2 separate regions of the Mus musculus genome follow, and region 1 is linked to region 2. A link is a loop called in an ENCODE intact Hi-C map of the cell type or tissue named here. Cell type or tissue: left cerebral cortex. All regions are shown on one strand. Links, peaks and the distances in the headings refer to the core of each region. The heading gives the core; the rest is flanking DNA. Region 1 has its middle 3.3 kb from the start of Opa1. Region 2 has its middle 71 kb from the start of Fgf12.

Evidence for each region. A loop is a pair of places that touch in the nucleus more often than their neighbours do. Peaks named below come from ENCODE experiments on the same cell type or tissue, not always from the same donor. Only the 100,000 strongest peaks of a DNase experiment are listed, where the experiment ranks them.
Region 1: it touches region 2 in a loop (4-fold over the local background); 1 of 42 quality-filtered maps calls a loop at or near these places.

Annotation. Positions count from the first base shown.
Region 1 is chr16:29,573,834-29,578,235 of GRCm38, reverse strand. No RefSeq gene overlaps it. Among named protein-coding and RNA genes, the nearest start is that of Opa1, 3.3 kb to the left of the region's middle. In left cerebral cortex, for the core only: a CTCF peak has its summit at 2,406 (motif pointing right); a DNase peak (open chromatin) is centred at 2,427.
Region 2 is chr16:28,515,351-28,519,752 of GRCm38, reverse strand. It overlaps a transcript of Fgf12 not described here. Among named protein-coding and RNA genes, the nearest start is that of Fgf12, 71 kb to the right of the region's middle. In left cerebral cortex, for the core only: a CTCF peak has its summit at 1,741 (motif pointing left); a DNase peak (open chromatin) is centred at 1,720; H3K4me3 peaks cover 515 bases; H3K27ac peaks cover 583 bases.

The sequences.
Region 1 (4,402 bases), core at 329-4,328, 1.1 Mb before region 2:
GATTGCAGGACTTGAGGAATATATTTACTGTGATGACTGTCTCAATGATAGCTGTAGATAGAAACCTTCTATAAAGCCTAACCAGTATAAACCAAACTAGAAACCAGTTTAAACCCCAACTTTTTCTAGTATTGAATAAAAAATGCATTTGTTATTGTTGCTTCCTAATTCTTGTTGGAAAACACAAAAGGGAGAAGTAAGTGACGGCTGCTTCCATGTGTAATGTGTCTTTGCAGTTTACAAAGCCCTTGCTTTATAATTCCACTTCTAGGCTGGGACTATGTGTAACTTATGTCTACCATTGTATTAGATAGCAAAATAGAGTTAGCATGAAAGTCTCTAGATAGTAGCTAATTAAGTGAATTACATTCACACTAGTCACAAAACCTATGAGCTCTCAGTATCCAAATAGAGAATAATATCTGAAATAGATTGCCCTAATTTGAAATGGCTTTAATCTAGGTTTTTGTTTTGTTTTAACTTCACAATGCTGTCAAAGAAATGTGAAGAAGAAAATTCAATAGAAGCCATGCATCCAATACTTGTTTCAACCAGCCTGTTTTCTATATTTAATATATTATCTAATAAGGGTGATTTACTCAATCCCATATAAAATAGGCCACTTGACTGCTAATGTATCTGTTGTAAGCATGTTTAAGGTTAGAGGGCTAGACTGAGGTAGGAAGTTTGGGATATGGGTGTGCCTCAAGTGAGACTTTCAAGTTATAATGGGTTTATATGACATCCACTTCACGCTATGTACATTGAGGAACATCTACTTATAATGCTGAATAGGAAAATTAGTTAGACTGTTATGAAATCAAACCACCACCACTAGTTCAAATTCAGGCCAGAGTTTTTTTGTTTGGCTACACAGTGTGAAATGATGTTGGACTTTTGCTACAATTTAAAAACAGAGAAAATTTACATTTAGATAAACCAGTATTCTGCTTTTCTGTTTTGATTTGGTTTGGTTTTTTTTTTTTTTGAGACAGGGTTTCTCTGTGTAGCCCTGGCTGTCCTGGAACTCACTCTGTAGACCAGGATGACCTTGAACTCAGAAATCTGCCTGCCTCTGCCTCCCAAGTGCTGGGATTAAAGGCGTGCACCACCATCACCGGGCTGATAAACCAGTATTCTTAAAATATCAGACAACATTATGCCCTAATCTTAAAAAAAAAATACTAGGAAGGGGTAGGAATCGAGTAATGTTTCATATCCCTTACTCAAATTACACACAAATTTCTGTGATTGTGATATTATTTTTCTTAGACAAATCAAGAGAATTTAAAAACATAAACTATTGCTTATATAAAACTTATTAATTGAGATACCTGGGGAAGTTCTCAACCTTACTAATGCTGTGAACTTTAATATGGTTCCTCATGTTGTGGTGATCCCTAAGCATAAAATTATTTCCATTGCTACTTCATAACTGTAATTTTTCTACTATTATAAATCATAATGTAAATATCTGTGTCTTCTAATGGTTCTAGGCCACCCCTGTGAAAAGGCTGTTTGATTCCCCAAAGGGGTCGTGACTCACAGGTTGAGAACCACTGATTTAGAGGGTTTGATGTTTCTAAAACAATAAGATTCCCCTAGAAGACCATCTACACGAGTAAACTGTGATGTTCAAGGAATATAGTTGAATATGATATACAACAAACACTCATGTGTTACTAATCCACATTGCATACATGATCCAAGAAAATATTGAAGGCAGTGAGTCTTAGTGAAAGGCAATGAGGAAAGGGCTCATTGCTTCTTAAGTGGGAGAGAGAATGACCTTTGTTTTTATTTGTTAACTTGTATATCACTCAACCCAAACAAAGATGCTAACTGTATCTTCTGGTCTAGTAGTCACGGAAGAATTTTACCATTTCAAACTAACTTTTCAGGTTCAGATAGGAACTGAGCACCCCAGCAGTTAAAACTATCAAAGCATCTATCTTATCACACAAAACTACCCTGTTTAGTTATCCAGTTGTTTGGAGATCTTTAAAAAGAGCAAAGAAATATCAGAAATCTACACACCTGTGCCTGATCATAAGTATGCATGTAAGGTTTTATTATGTTTCTTTGCAAAGTTCTTCTTGGGTGGTATCCAAGGTCCCAGAGGAGAACCACATTCTTGCTCTGTGGTTTCCTGGAGAGAGAAGCATCTGTAGGCACACACACTCACGCATCGTCATTACACTCCCCAATGCTCAGGAAAGCATGTTACAATCATTGTTGGCTCTTCCCATCGATATTGTCTGTCTGTCTCAGAAGAGTCAAAAGTCTTAGGATGACATCTTTTCTCAAATTAGCCTCTTCGTTTTAAAATGATGTATTCTATCTTTATTTGTATGTATGTGTTTGTATCTGTGTCTGCATTCCATGTATGTGCAGGTGCCTGAGCATGACAGAAGAGGGCAGCAGATCTCCTGGACCTGAAGTTAAAGTCGTTTGGGAGCTGCTCAATGTGGATGCTTAGGAGTAAACTCAGCTCCTCTGCCAGAGCAGCAAGCACTCATAACCACGGAGACGTCCCTCTAGCCCTCATCTATGTGTTTATAGTCATTATAGCCACTTATAGAAGTTGGAGAAATATTCTAAAACTTACTTAGAAATATAGAAGACCAAAATGTTTAAAAAAATTGAGGCTGGAGCATTTATAACTACCTGACCTCAAAACAACTGGGAAGGAGACAGTGTGGTAGGTATAAGGATAAATACACCCACAGACAAGAATACAGGATGTAGAAATACATTTTAAATTGTGTAGTGTGATGGCTAATCTTAATAACCTGATTGGGTTGACCTCTGAGCCTATTTGTGTGTTTGGATTAGACCAAAAGGGGTCTGTCCTAATGAAAAGTTTAGCTCTTTGATGGTTCAGAATTTGAAGAGAAGCTGGGGGGGGGGGGGCGGGGTGCTGGGGAAGATGTGGCCCAGGTGAAGGATGTAGGATCACTGGGGTTGTCCTTGCTCTGTCCCCTCCCTGTTACTGCTCTGTTCTGTTTCCTGTGCATCAGCGCCACATGCTCCAGACACCATGTTGTGCAAGCTAAGACCATGGAAATACCAAGATAAAATAAATCTCATGCATTTCCGTAACAGCCCAAAGCGACTATGCACACTGGTAATTGGTTTATGCCAAAAAACACCAAAGCAATTTAATGGAGAAGGAATTATTTCCTTTTGTTCTCTGAATGGTAATGGAATAAATGAAGATCCCTGTGGGAAAAAAATACTCCCCCCCCCCACTGCTTGCAATATCCAGAATATATTCACACCATATACAAAATTAGTACGTATGCACAAAAATGATATTATCTGGGATATAATTGTAAGTATAAAAGCAAGAATAAAAGAATTGAAGAATGAAACAATGTTAGAAAACCTATTAGTAACCTGTGAATAGTCAAACAGTTCTTAAGCCACAAAAAGTAATACCATAAAAAATGTAAATTCAGCTGGGCGTGGTGGCGCATACCTTTAATCCCAGCAGAGGTAGAGAGAGGTTGGGAGGCAGAGGCAGGTGGATTTCTGAGTTTGAGGCCAGCCTGGTCTACAGAGTGAATTCCAGGACAGCCAGGGCTACACAGAGAAACCCTGTCTCGGAAAAAAAAAAAAAAAAAAAAAAAAAAAAAAAAAAAAAAAAAAAACCAAACAAAAAACCAAAAAAACTGTAAATTCACTGGACCTCATCAAACTAAAACATTCTTGCTCATCAAATGACAGAATGGATTCGCAAGCCTTAAGTTAGAAGTACACATTTTTATAATGCATACCTGACCAAGAACTTATACTAAGACTGTATAAGAAATGCATTGCTATCAATTTGTGGGTATCCACCAAGACTCAAATCGTTAAATATAATACCCATTGTGAGTTATGAAGAGGGTAGAAACTTAATATAACTCTGGGGTGTGAAGATAGTCTTAGGAAGTGAGAGGATGCAGAAGAGTCAAGAGGATAGAGCCAATGATTGAACACTGGTGGCTTTACAGGAAGAAAGCGGTCCGAGAGGATACCCACACGTTTCCTGCCTCTGGTTGTGGGATGCCCCACACTGCCTCTGAGCTCTTGCAGCCTTTCAACCTTAGATCAGAAGTGTGAGCAAAAATAAACCTCTTCTCCTTAAAAACCTCCCTCAAATATTTCATCATACTGATAAACCAACTAATTATTAACAGGCAAAAAGTTCAGATGTTGCACAAAGGAATATGCCACATAGATTCCCAGAGACACAGAGTGATGTTATTGGTTATTGAGGAAATGAAAAGTAAAACCATAATATCATCAATAAGACTGTTAAAAAAAAAAAAAGAAATGCACATCACCAACTTTGCAAGAATGTGGAGCAACCAGAACCTGAAGACACTTTTGGTGCAATACAATGAGACAGGCCCTT
Region 2 (4,402 bases), core at 205-4,204:
AATAAAGAAAGGCCTTGTGGTGTTTGACTAGTTTTGAGAACATTATTATGAATTTGTAGGGTAGAGAGATGGATTGATGAGTACACAGAGAGAGATGGAAACTGCTAACATGGCTGACCAGTGCATGTATCTTGTAGTCAGTAGGCAGAGCCGACTAGAAGCGAAGGTGTTCCAGCTGTCCTGAGTGAACACACTAAGATGGAGCTTGGCCTCTCATTGGCCTTCTCCAATAGAAACTCAGGAGCCCTTGGAGAAATGCTTGATCCTAAGGCACTGGAAGGCAAATACTTATCAGATTCAAGGATCCTAAACATCAAGGATGTGCTCAAAGGCTGCCGGCTGGTCAAAGGAATGTTAAAACAGTGTAAAGGTGGAATGGGGGCAGTGATACTCACATTAGACTTTAATTCACATAATAAAATTCATGGATGTTGCTATAAATCTAGGATTTAATAAGTAAATGGAAGAGAATGGGCCATGTGTCACAGAGGAATTCCAACTGTAGAAGAAAATAAGGGATATAGAGAAATCACCATCACCCAAGCCTGTAGTCACAGCAAATGAAGGTAAGGAGCCTTCTTGATGCTAACATCTGTGAACAGCTGTTTGGAGAGAGGATGACACATATGTTAACCAGGCCCCCTTCCCATCACCTACAGGGACTTTCCATTGAAAATACCAATTGTCATTTTAAACCAAATGACAACTCAGTGACAGACTCACTGGTAATCTGACACATGGACGACATCACTGACTGATATTGTACCCAAGAAGGACGAAGCAGGAGTTCTGGAGCATTCTTCCCTAAAGAAAGCATGTCCACAATCTAATGTGAGTCTGTAGCCATCTTAAATGGTGGAGCATCTGTAAAGTAATTGAGCAGTTACTTGCAGAAGTGTCAAAAGGAGGAAAGAAAGGAGGAAAAAATAAAGGAAGTGAGGCTGGTGAGTCACCCTTGGCACAAAAAGGCACTTGCCACTAAGCCTGATGGATTACCAGAGTTCAAAGGGTGGAAAGAAAAAATCTGCAGGAATGAAAAAAAAAAAAAGGGCGTTAGTAGAAAACCTGGAATAACCTTAAGAGCTATAGCTGGATATGGTAACTTACATTTGATGATTTGGGAAACTGACTGGGTGAGGAATTCCCATTGGGAGTGGGGGGCGTGTTGGGGAGGGACATAAAGGAATAAACCTAACAGTCCTCCTTGAGTGGAGCCAACGGGATGACCTGACCTTTCAGCTCATAGAATTGCCAGTCTCTTTACTTTCCTATAAAGGGAGCTGTTTGTATGACACTCCTAGTACCGCAAAGTCTGGTAGATGGAGAAACACAGCTTCCCTCTGAACCTTTCCCACGACTCGAGCGAATGTAGTTTCCAAGACACCGTGTTCAGTACAGGATGTTGATCTGAGAGTCAGAAGACCTAGTTTCTCCCAGGGCTTCTCCCTTAGCAGCGAGGCGCTGAGTGGCACAAGTGCTCCCAGCAGGTCTCTGAAGCTTCCGTTTCCGTGGATTTGAAACCTCTCGTTTTCTTAAATTCGAAAACAGCTTTTCTCTGTAGAGTCACTGGAGTTTTCTGACGCGGTGTGTCAGAGGCAGTTAACGTGCAACTGCCTTCTGTTTAAGTAAGGCAATCAATTACCAGGGTTATTTCTAGTTTCCCCATACAGCACAGCCATCAGTTCTGGCCACTGAATTTACCTGCTGGCTAAAGTAGAATTGTGCTGCCCCCGTGTGGCTAATAGTGGGTACTGAAGGGCCTGGCCACAGATGTAAGAGATCCAAGAGCATTATAGAATTCAGAGTTGGAAGGCACCCCAGAGTTCATGTAAATCACCCCCTTCCTTAGTAAGGAACTGATCCTCATAGGCTTGTGGTGAGTCCCTGTGCTACTTGATGATTGACGTAAACCGGATGCGAGACCAGGGTCAGTGTGGTTCAAGTTAATTTGTCAGACATGAGGGGAAGCGGAAGGGGATATGGGAGGAGGGGTTGGGGGAGGGGCTTAAGGGGGTGAGGGGTACAGGGGGTTGGGAGAATTTTTGGATCAGGTCTACGTAGACTTGAATTTTATTATAAACACACACACACACACACACACACACACACAATGAAATAACTAGACGTTGTAAACAGAAGCTGCCCCTTGTACAAGGGTTCAAAACAGAACTGCTGTTTTAACCTGGGGAGAGTGGTCACCACAGCTGTGTGCACAGCAACTTCCATGCTGCATTTTGAGATCATTTCTTTTACATTAAACAGCTTATGACTGCTTAATGCCTATCACACCGCAGATTTTAGAAACTGCTGGTAAATGAAGACCCAGCGTTTGGACAACTGAGTCTGATCGCAGCTCCTGTCCATTCTGTGAGTGTGAGCTTATGTGTGAACAATCCAGACAGCCCAGGCTTCCTCCTGGTCCTCATTCCCTCACCTTCACCAGAGAATACCTTCCTCGTGAGAGTCTCGTAAAAGTTAATTCTTGTAAATTGTTGTAAGAAGACGAAGTTAAAACTGTCGGTCGATTATACAGTTCACCGGGTGTGCATGTTTCTACAGTCCTGAAGTGAGTTAAGTAAAACAAGCCACTGAGAGTATGGAAAGCCCTTGTAGAGCAACCACCTATCCTTGCCGGCCAACAAAGATCTTTTGATAAGGGTACATAGTAAATATGTTTGGCCTTAGGTTATAGAAAAGTTTGTGGCTTAAGGTCTTCTAAAAGTAGCCACTGAATGGGTGGGGTCACATGGATAACTGTCTCAGGTTGTGTGTATATGTTTAAACATTTGTTTAGAGGATCCTGAACAACATTTTCCATTGTGTGATGGGTAGAGGCACTAACAGGACTCACTGTATAGCTGTCCAGATTCTCTAAGTATACAACAGGGAAAAAGATCAATGGGATAGGATTGACCTAGGTGGTCTGTGTGTGGAAAACTATAGATCTCTCTGATAAATTTCTAGACTTCTCTCTCCTTTGTCAAGACACGCGAAGTCTGCGTGTTTCCCTAGCTACAAAAACTGCAGCTACATCGAAGCAATCCTCAGGGAAGCCCATTAGAATCCGGTTCCCAGGTAGCTAGGGGAACACAGTAAATACCAGGCACCAACTGTCTAGCAGCTAGCACAAGCCAGTGTCATAAAGCGCCTGTCCGTGTCAGCAGTGCGCACACAGTGAGAGGGACCTTAGTGATACGGAGAACATGTTTCCAAGACCAACCTCTCAGGAGGGAGCAGCCTCAGGCCTCCTGATTTCCTCATACAGTGCTCCTAATTAAAACAGCCTAATAGAGACTGTTTTTCTGATAGACTCCAAGTGCAGAATAAGTCTTGGGCATTTTATAATCATGTTGACCTGGGACTTCATATGTTCATATGGTACATGGCTAATTTTTTAGCTCTGCATCTTCATGTATCCAGAAGATGTGTTTGCCCATTCTAGGATTCTTATTGGTATATTTGTATTTTTTTATTTGGCCTGTTTCAAAATTTAACATTTTGGAAAGACATTTGTTTGCTATTTTGGTTGGGATGAGCACTTTTTTTTCCCCCGGCGCGGGGGTCGGGGGGTGGGGTGGGAGGGGAAGTTAAGCTTCCAGTGGAGCCTAAGAAAAACAAATAGAGCATTCTCAGGAATGCTTTGTCATCCATAGTTTCCATTACTTCTAAGAAAGTGTCAGTGTGAACAGTCTTCCATAACCTTTAGCTCAGAGCCACCTTGTTTGCCCCAAGCAACTAGGAATCAACAGCAAAACTTTTGACCTGTGTGGTGGCTCCTTTCCCAATTGATCATATGACGTGAGTTTCTCATTCTCCAGATCAAACACAACCATCCGTCTTTCCAGTGAGTGGAGACAAGGTTTGCTTCCTCATCATGAAAACTGTCTGCTGGCCCCACCCCACAGACCTCTTAGAGCTAAGATAGCCCAGCTGGCTCTTTTCATTTGGCGCAGTAGCATAAGTGTGAATGTTTGTCTGCTCAAACATGCCTCTTAAGTCACGACAGTGGTGTGGGCTCTCTGGAGGACCTCTTATTTAAATTATTTAAGATGTAATGGTAAATTCTATGTGCAATCAATGCATATCATTATGTGAGGTTTTGTGAGTTCTTTCTGTTTCTCTACTTTGGAAGCTATTTCTTCCGAAACCCCAAACCAGTGGGTTTAGACTTAATGTCATCTCGGTGAACTGAAGCTCTAGGGCTCTCTCATAGCAGCACCCCTTGTTTGTAAAGTCTCGCTCAAGATCCCTGCCCAGGGCAGTTCACACAGTCACTGGCTTATTGACACTATGCATTCTTGTTAACGTCAATATTTGTTACTAAATGCAGTTCTCCCATTATGTTTCTATTATTAAAGCTGATATTTTTATTATGAGTTAATTTCATGCATACATGAACTTT